Linked DNA regions of Homo sapiens: region 2 is linked to region 1. A link is an interaction called in ENCODE POLR2A ChIA-PET data of the cell type or tissue named here. Cell type or tissue: Panc1. All regions are shown on one strand. Each heading gives the region's core, and the rest is flanking DNA. Links, peaks and the distances in the headings are about the cores only. Region 1 has its middle 42 kb from the start of ME3. Region 2 overlaps ME3 (malic enzyme 3).

The links. ChIA-PET counts read pairs that join two places held together with the same protein. Peaks named below come from ENCODE experiments on the same cell type or tissue, not always from the same donor. Only the 100,000 strongest peaks of a DNase experiment are listed, where the experiment ranks them.
Region 2: POLR2A ChIA-PET joins it to region 1 with 5 read pairs; 2 of 35 experiments call an interaction of 5 or more read pairs at or near these places.

What each region holds. Positions count from the first base shown.
Region 1 is chr11:86,712,708-86,717,108 of GRCh38, reverse strand. No RefSeq gene overlaps it. Among named protein-coding and RNA genes, the nearest start is that of ME3, 42 kb to the right of the region's middle. In Panc1, for the core only: no CTCF peak of the experiment used is centred there; no DNase peak of the experiment used is centred there; H3K27ac peaks cover 1,194 bases.
Region 2 is chr11:86,656,622-86,661,022 of GRCh38, reverse strand. All of the region lies in intron 2 of ME3 (malic enzyme 3), which reads left to right. Among named protein-coding and RNA genes, the nearest start is that of ME3, 14 kb to the left of the region's middle. In Panc1, for the core only: no CTCF peak of the experiment used is centred there; no DNase peak of the experiment used is centred there; H3K27ac peaks cover 2,287 bases.

The DNA of each region.
Region 1 (4,401 bases), core at 126-4,125:
ATAACTTGCCAACATTGTTTATCTACCTATTATTTCTAATACATTAATTGTGGTCACCACAATCCACTTCTATGTTATGACACTTCAGCTGGAAAGGTTGCCCTGCCTTATGCCATTCAAGATGTGTAGTAAAATTGTGAAGACCCCCTAAGTTACCCACCCATGCTGGACCAAACACCCAGGCACTGTCTTAAAAACAAAGGGGTAGATTCGCAGAGCCTTTTGCCAACTGGTGCCATGTTCAAAGTTCAGGCCCAGGGTTGGATGGCCTCCCATGGGGAATGGAGTATGGCTACTTTGATTGAGAACTCTCCTCTGAGCAAGGGTCTTTAAACAAAGTCAGTTAAGTTAGAAAAACAAGCCAACTCTCCATATGTTGTGGCCCCAAATGTGACAGAAATAGATTCAATGCGTACATTCAATTTATTCATGCCTTAGAGACAGACCTAGGAAAAGGATGCACAGTCTTGAATACGGATTCCCTATCCTGGGATTTTCCTTTCTGGGTCCCTCCACCCTCACTGCAAATTAGGGGACAGGAGTAGGGGTCTCCCTCTAATTTTTGCATTCATTTCTCATCCGTTGCTCTCTTCGTGTCTTTCTCCCTGCCTTCCATTTCTGAAAACATGTAGGAAATATGTTCATTACTGCACGTAATTGTCCAGCTAAATTAAAACTTCTTGAAGGCAAACACTGTATTTTTTATTTAAATATTTTCAGTATGCATTAGTATTCAATAATAAAGACACAGAATAAAGAAACCAAAGTACCCCTCTTCCCTCTTTGTATAAACAATCTCTCATTGCTGATAAGGGAACATGTATAAGTCAGATAAGAATAATAATAGCAGGCATATATTAAGAACTACCCATTGATCTAAGGGTCTTTTATATATCAAGGAATCCTGTGTTCCCAAGAATCACATGTCAGTCAGACTCCAGCTAATCTCATGCCAGGTTTATCAGAAAGAATTCGGGAGTACAAGAAACATGGGAGCTTAACTACAACGTCTGTTACATTTGTATCAAGCAATTTCAACCTTGAAATGAAGTCTGAGGGTTAAAAAAAATGCCCAAGCATATATATTTTATCTTTTTGAGACAGAATCTCTCTCTGTCACCTAGGCTGGAGTGCATTGGCACAACCACAGCTTACTACAGCCTGGACCTCCCAGACTCAAGCAATCTTTCCAACCCAGCCTTCTGAGTAGCTGGGACCACAGGCATACACAACCACACTTGGCTAATTTTTTTATTTTTTTGTAGTGATGGGGTGTCACTATGTTACTCAGGCTGGTATCGAATTCCCGGGCTCAAGTGATCCTCCTGCTCCGCCTCCCAAATTGCTGGGATTACAGGGATGAGCCACTGTGCTTGGTGTAAGCATATTTTTAAGAGTCTTGTTTCACTATAGAAACCTGATTGTCTTGCTCTAGAAAGGCATTTTGATTTCACAGATTCTATGTTTACCTCCCTCACTTTTCTCCTCAGTGAATTATTGAAATATGGAACCAATAAATAGTCTTTAGCATCTAAATCAAACACATTGCAAAGCCTGGTATCATTAATGGTGTTAACTCATTTGAACTTCACAGTAACCCTATGAGGCAGGTACCATCATTACACCCATTTACAAGTAAGAGATCTAAGTAACAAGAGGTGAGTATTTATTAAAAAATACAGCTCCAGATAGCATAACTTCAGGTCTTGTGATTTTAGCCCCTATCCATTGTACTTCTTTTTTTTTTGAGACGGAGTCTCGCTCTGTCGCCCAGGCTGGAGTGCAGTGGCGGGATCTCGGCTCACTGCAAGCTCCGCCTCCCGGGGTCACGCCATTCTCCTGCCTCAGCCTCCCAAGTAGCTGGGACTACAGGCGCCCGCCACTACGCCCGGCTAATTTTTTGTATTTTTAGTAGAGACGGGGTTTCACCGTTTTAGCCGGGATGGTCTCGATCTCCTGACCTCGTGATCCGCCCGCCTCGGCCATTGTACTTCTGAGTTGGGTCCACTTAACATACATTGCAAAAAAAAAAAAAAATCTATTAACTAGAATAGAAAGAAAGGATTGCTCTTATTATATTCTTCAAGTAGATAGAATTATGCATCAAATCCTTTAAAATTTTAGTCATCGTCAAAAATCTTGCTTTAGGAAATACAGCAGTTATAATAATGGATTCTTTATTAGACGAAGCACTGACCACAATAGTTGATCGCTTTGGTTTTCCCATCCTCTTTCTTCTCCATGCCTTCTCTTTGGCCCTATCAGGAGCTCAAGTCCTTCTAACCCTCCTCAAGGCCTCATTCTTTATCAGAGCAAACCTGTCCCTTCAGATGAATCACTAACAACTCTCCCGCTGTGCCTTCAACATCCCAGCAGGCTTATCATTTTGCTGTTCCCATCTTTAGAGACCCTAAACTTCAGCTTAATACTAAACTCAACTTCTCTGCTCTCTTGGATGCCACTGGAGAAAATCCCTTGGCCAAGCTCGCTGGTGCTATGAGAAATCCACAACCTCTGACCTCAGCTGGGCCTCAGTATCACTCTGCAATGCTTTCCTGTGTTTCTGCTTTCTTACAAGGGATACCTAAACTCTCCCCACGTCCTTTACACCTCTACCCACTTCCTTTAAACCTCTAGTCCTGTCCTCGCTGAGTTGAGTGATGGGCAAGTCATTTAAAAGCGCTATATCTTATTCTCTTAATCTATAAGAAGATTAACTTAGATTAGTATTTTTCAAACTTCATCCAGATGTATGAACATTGTATGTCTTTTCTAGTATTGGGGCCTTCTTTTGTTTTTCTCTGCAATATTTTGTAGCTTTCAGTGTATCTGTATTTTAATTTATTCCCAAGTATTTTGTGTGTTTGATGTTGTTATAAATAAACTTATAAAATGTTTTAATTGTTCGTGGCTAGTATATAAGAAATATAAGTATATTGACTTTGTAACCTGCAGCCTTGCTAAATCCACTTAGTAGTTCAGTAGGTTGTTGCAGATTCTTTACTTTTTTTTTTTTAAGAAGTAGATATATTTTACCATGGAGCTCACTAAGAAATCCTTAAATAGACAACTGAGAATGGTATACATTGGGTTGTAAGAGACAATTCTACCTCCTGATCACTCAGGAAGTAATGAAAACCAGTTCATTATCAGTTAGTTTGAGTTCTGATGTGTTCAGGTTTCTCTTCTAGAGTTGCTCAAGATTGGCGACGCCTTCCCTGTGGGTGGGCTGCCTGCCCTTGCATCTTGCCAGTCTGAGATTCTGCTTCTTGCCTCCAACACGCCGCACCATGCTAGCTGCCAGCTGGGTCTCCACCTCTCATTTGAAGATTAGCTTCTCGTACACCCTCTCTTTGCCTTGAGAGCTGGTTGGGCAGTATTTTCTGGCTCAATAAGCACTTTGTTCCATGCTTCACACTCTGGTAGTCATGAAAGAGAAGAGTGTGAGGAAAGAATGATTTCTAGTGATTAGAAACTGAGATAAAAAAGAATCCTAGGCTGGGCATAGTGGCTCACACCTATAATCCCAGCACTTTGAGAGGCTGAGGCAGGAGGATCACTTGAGTGCAGGAGTTTGAGACCAACCTGGGCAACACAGCAAGACCCCATCAACAAAAAAATTAGCCAGATGTGGTGGTGTGCACCTGTAGTCCCACCTACTCGGGAGGCTGAGGCAGGAGGATCCCTTGAGCCAGGGAGTTTGAGGCTGCAGTGAGCCATGATTGTGCCACTGCACTCCAGTTTGGGAGACAAAGACAGAGCAAGATCCTGTCTCAAGAAAAAAAAGAAAAAAAGAATCACGCCTTGAGCAGAAGAACAGACTTCTGATACTTTCTATGTGAACTATTTAAACTTCCAGGCTGCAGGAGTCCAGTGGCTTGTTTTTCTACTTGGCCTTTGCCATCAATTATCATGTAGGCAGGGTTGGGATGGAGGAGTGAAAGGAGTTACCTAGGAAATCACAATAGAAGGTACACAGAAAAGCAGCCATTGTATTTGACCCCATCCCACACTCTTCCAATTCTCTTCATTACTCAGTAATAGGAGAATAATCTGAATGCTGTACACATATATTCACAGTATTTTAAGATGTGAAAGTATATTCAGGACTTTTCATGAATTTTAATTGGGTTCACCAATATTAAAAGCTGGATCTTCTTCTTGCTCTTTGTTTTTGATCTTTCACTTCTGTGGCCTGTTGTCTCTCCTCCTTCACAGCATCCGTCGCACTCTATCATAACTGCCTATCCACTACAAGACTATGAGTTTTGAGAGGCAGGTCTTATATGTGATATGGTCAGAGGTTATCTCTGTGCCCAGCACACTACCAGGAACAATGGGAGGGGATCATTCCTTAGGATTTTCCATGTAAGCAATCATGTTGTCTGTGAAGAAAGACAA
Region 2 (4,401 bases), core at 221-4,220, 56 kb after region 1:
TGTATCAGAAACTATATGGTGAAGACTGATGATACATCAGCCCCATCTGTCAGCTCTTTTGAAAAGATGGTGAAAATCTTGACCTGACCCTCTTTTAGATCACTCCATGGGGACTGGAGAATTTTGAAAGCCACAAAAAATCTTTTATTTCATCATACAAATTTTGGAAATACATTTCTTTAAGAGAGTTTTCTGCTCTGATGTTGTGCCAGGTGCACTTCCTCTAAAGAATAGCATCTTTTGTGATGAGATTATCAATTCTCATCCGTGGGCTGCTTTAAAGACATTAAATTTAGACCTGTTCTAACTTGGAACAGGTTAGAGGATTTGGGGAGTAAAGGAAAGTAGTCAGCTAGAATCAATTTTGTGTGACACCCTCAAGGGGCATAGCCTGTGACCAGGTATTAGGCAGCAGAGCTCAAAGGCTAAAAATCGAGGGAATTACACTCAGAACAATCTAAGATTCCAATCCCATCTCTGCCATTCTCTAGATATGGGATATTTCTCTGAACCTCCATTTCCTTGTCTGTGAAAGGGATGACAATAAAACATATCTACTTGACAAGTTGCTATAATGATTAAGTGAAGTAATGTATGTAAAGCAGATGGTAAGTGTCCAATTAGTTCTTGATTAATGCACATCCTAAAGCTTCTGTTGCATTCCTAACACATTGTGAAGCCCTGTGTGGGCTGCAGAAGTCACAGATGTGATAGAGTTTACATCTGGTACATGCCCCCTGAAAGCATCCAGTCCGGAAGGAGAGGGGAAGACTGAAGGATCAAACTCACTTTCGATGGCCATGGGCTACATCTAATTTTGGCAGACTTGACAGGAGAAGAGTGAGTCAGAGAACAGGCAGACTGGGTGGAGACTTTAGTGATGATTTCCCAGTACTGGATAGAGCTTAAGCCTGGATAATCTAGACATTTGCCTGAGAGAAGCTTAAATTAAAATGTCACTAGCAGCAGAAATTCAAGTGTCATTTAAAGAGCTAGTAGTTCTGGAAGTTGAAGCTGGTGTTGAAGATAGTGGATATCATCAGTAGTCTCAGGATTTTGTCCCAACATTTTGGTATATTCTAACCAAGGTTTAAAAACTAACTTAAAAAAAAAATAGATCCAGCCAAATTTGGATCTATCTATCGATTGATTGGTCCATCCATCCATTCAGCTATCATCTATGTCTCTATCTACCTTCCTGCCTGTCACCATTATAACGCTCCCAGTCTCATGAGATTCTGATAGTGAGACAGGAAGTTAAGAGAATGTCTACCATGGGAATTTAGGATAAAAGTTAAAATGTTGTTTCATAGCCAGCTAAATAGGGTATGGCTGGGCCAACTTCACCCAGCTAGCAGTTAGACGGGGCAGGAAGTTTTAAGATAGTCTCCATCCACACTGCCACGGGTAGTTAATAAATACTTGCATACACAATGTGAACCAAACTTTTCTCCTCTGTTGGAACACAAGATGATCATCCCCCCAGAAGACAAAGAGGTCATCTTGACTAGCATTTAGGCTTTGGGCAGATAATATCCTAGCATTTTATCACTAGTCTACATAAGTTTTCAGAGGCCCTGAGGGGTTGATGTCCTGTCCAGGAAGTAAGTGGTGAAGGGGAACTCCCTCCTTGAGTGATGTCTGTCTCTTCTACCTACCATCTTTGAAAGGTAGCTCTTTGCCTGCCATCTTGAAATAGGGTCTTGAATCAGCCTCAGTCAACTTAGGCAGAGGGCTTTTGAGTCTCTCCATAAAAAAACTTGAATATTAAAACAATGCAGATGAAGTGCTTTAATATTAAACAACGTATGTTGCAAACCTAAGCATCTGTTGAGGTAGCTCCTGCTGTCGCTCCTGTGTGTCCGTTTCTGATGACTGTGTGAGTTCCCAGTTGCCACCCTCCTTTTGAATTTTATGTATTTCTTTGCAGTAACATGATCTTGAAAACATTACACAAACTGACAGAAAGCTTAGCCTTCATGTCATACTCTCCTTTCTTATCTCTTTTATTTTTGGTCTATTCTAGGCAGTAGATTTTTTTTGACTGGTAAAATCACTTGAGGTCACAAGGACAGTGAATAGCAATGCAGTTGCTGTTGATGAAACAGGAGTAGAGATGGTTGGTGTAGAGAAAAACCTATTAATAGCCATTTTTAGAAACAGACTTTTAAATCCACCCATCAGAGCTGAAACATTTCCCCTGTTCTCACACTCCCAGAGCTGGCAGCAGCTTCTCCTCATGTCTGAGGAGCCTAGCCATGCTTGTGGGAGATGATGGCATGGGTGCCAGTGGGGCAGCTGGCCAGGTGGTGCCAGGAGCGAGGGCCTGCCAAGCAGAGGGGCAGTCCTGCCTCTGGTAACTGGCTTTGACTGCAGGACTGGAGGGTCCAAGCATCCTTAGCCACTCTCTTGTTAACTGAGCTATTCAATGTTCTGTGATCTACTACTGTCAACTGGACAGAGTCAGCTGCCTCCTCTGGGGCTCAAAATTACTGGCACAATCACATTAAAAATAATAACAATCACATATAATGCCTACTGTGCCAGTTACTCTTACAGGTGTGTTACATATATTATTTGCAAGCAGAGGAAAAATTGCAGGCTGAGTGCAGTGGCTCACACCTATAATCCCAGCATTTTGAGAGGCTGAGGCAGGTGGATCACTTGACCTCAGGAGTTCGAGACCAGGCTGGACAACATGATGAAACCCCATCTCTACTAAAAATACAAAAATTAGCTGGGCTGGTGACGCATGCCTGTAATCCTATCTACTCGGGTGGCTGAGGCAGGACAAATGCTTGAACTCGGGAGGTGGAGGTTGCAGTACGCCAAGATCGCGCCCTGCACTCCAGCCTGGGCGACAGCATGAGATTGTCTCAAAAAAAAAAAATTGTGAAGAAGGTAAACTTTGCCTACATCTCTCCCATCTCCTGTTTTCATGGCCTCTTCTTCCTTAAAGACCGCCTCATATATGAGGCATATCCTGAGGTTCTTCATGGTACCCCTAAGATGCTGAGGGTTGCCAACCTAAGAAGAGCTATTCATCTTACATTATCCTGCTTCCTGTCCTAGAACTCATGTCTTCTTTACTTGCATCCCTGAATCCCTGTCCATCCATCCATCCACCCAATGTTTACTGAGCACCTGCTATCTTCTAGGCACTGTGAGGTATTGAGAATAACATCATAAGCTTGCCAGCTATGATTCTTCTTATTGCTGAGTGTACAATCTAGTGAGAAAGACAGATAATAAATAAGTGAACGAACAACATTATAAAGATGGTTATTATTTTTTTTCTAAAGGAAAATGATACCTCAGGAGTCTTTCTTCTAGTTTGGTCACAAGTTAATACCATAGCAAGCATGTAATTGTGAACTGCAGGGCTGCATTATCTTTTTTTTATTATTATACTGAAGTTCTGGGATACACGTGCAGAATGTGCAGGTTTATTACATAGGTATAAACGTGCCATGGTGGTTTCCTGCACCCATCAACCCATCATTTACATTAGCTATTTCTGGTAATGCTATCCCTCCCCTTGCCCCACACCCCCTCCTACAGGCCCCAATGTATGATGTTCCCCTCCTTGTGTCCATGTGTTCTCATTGTTCAACTCCCACTTATGAATGAGAACATGTGGTGTTTGGTTTGCTGTTCCTGTGTTAGTCTGCTGAGAATGATGGCTTCCAGCTTCATCCATGTCCCTGCAAAGGACACAATCTCATTCTTTTTTATGGCTGCATAGTATTCCATGGTGTATATGTGCCACATTTTCTGTATCCAGCCTATCATTGATGGGCATTTGGGTTGGTTCCAAGTCTTTGCTATTGTGAATAGTGCTGCAATAAACATACATGTGCATGTGTCTTTATAGCAGAATGATTTATAATCCTTTGAGTATATACCCAGTAATGGGATTGCTGGGTCAAACGGTATTTCTAATTCTAGATCCTTGAGGAATCCCCACACTGTCTTCCACAATGGTTAAATTAATTTGCACTCCCACCAACAGTATAAAAGCGTTCCTATTTCTCCACATCCTCTCCAGCATCTGTTGTTTCCTGACTTTCTAATGATTGCCATTCTAACTGGCATGGGATGATACCTCATTGTAGTTTTACTTTGCATTGCTCTAATGACCACTGATCATGAGCTTTTTTTTTTTCATATGTTTATCAGCCGCATTAGTGTCTTCTTTAGAGAAGTGTCTGTTCATATCCTTTACCCACTTTTTGATGGGGTTATTTGCTTTTCTCTTGTAAATTTTTTTTATTATTATACTTTAAGTTTTAGGGTACATGTGCACAACGTGCAGGTTTGTTACATATGTATACATGTGCCATGTTGGTGTGCTGCACCCATTAACTCATCATTTAACATTAGGTATATCTCCTAATGCTA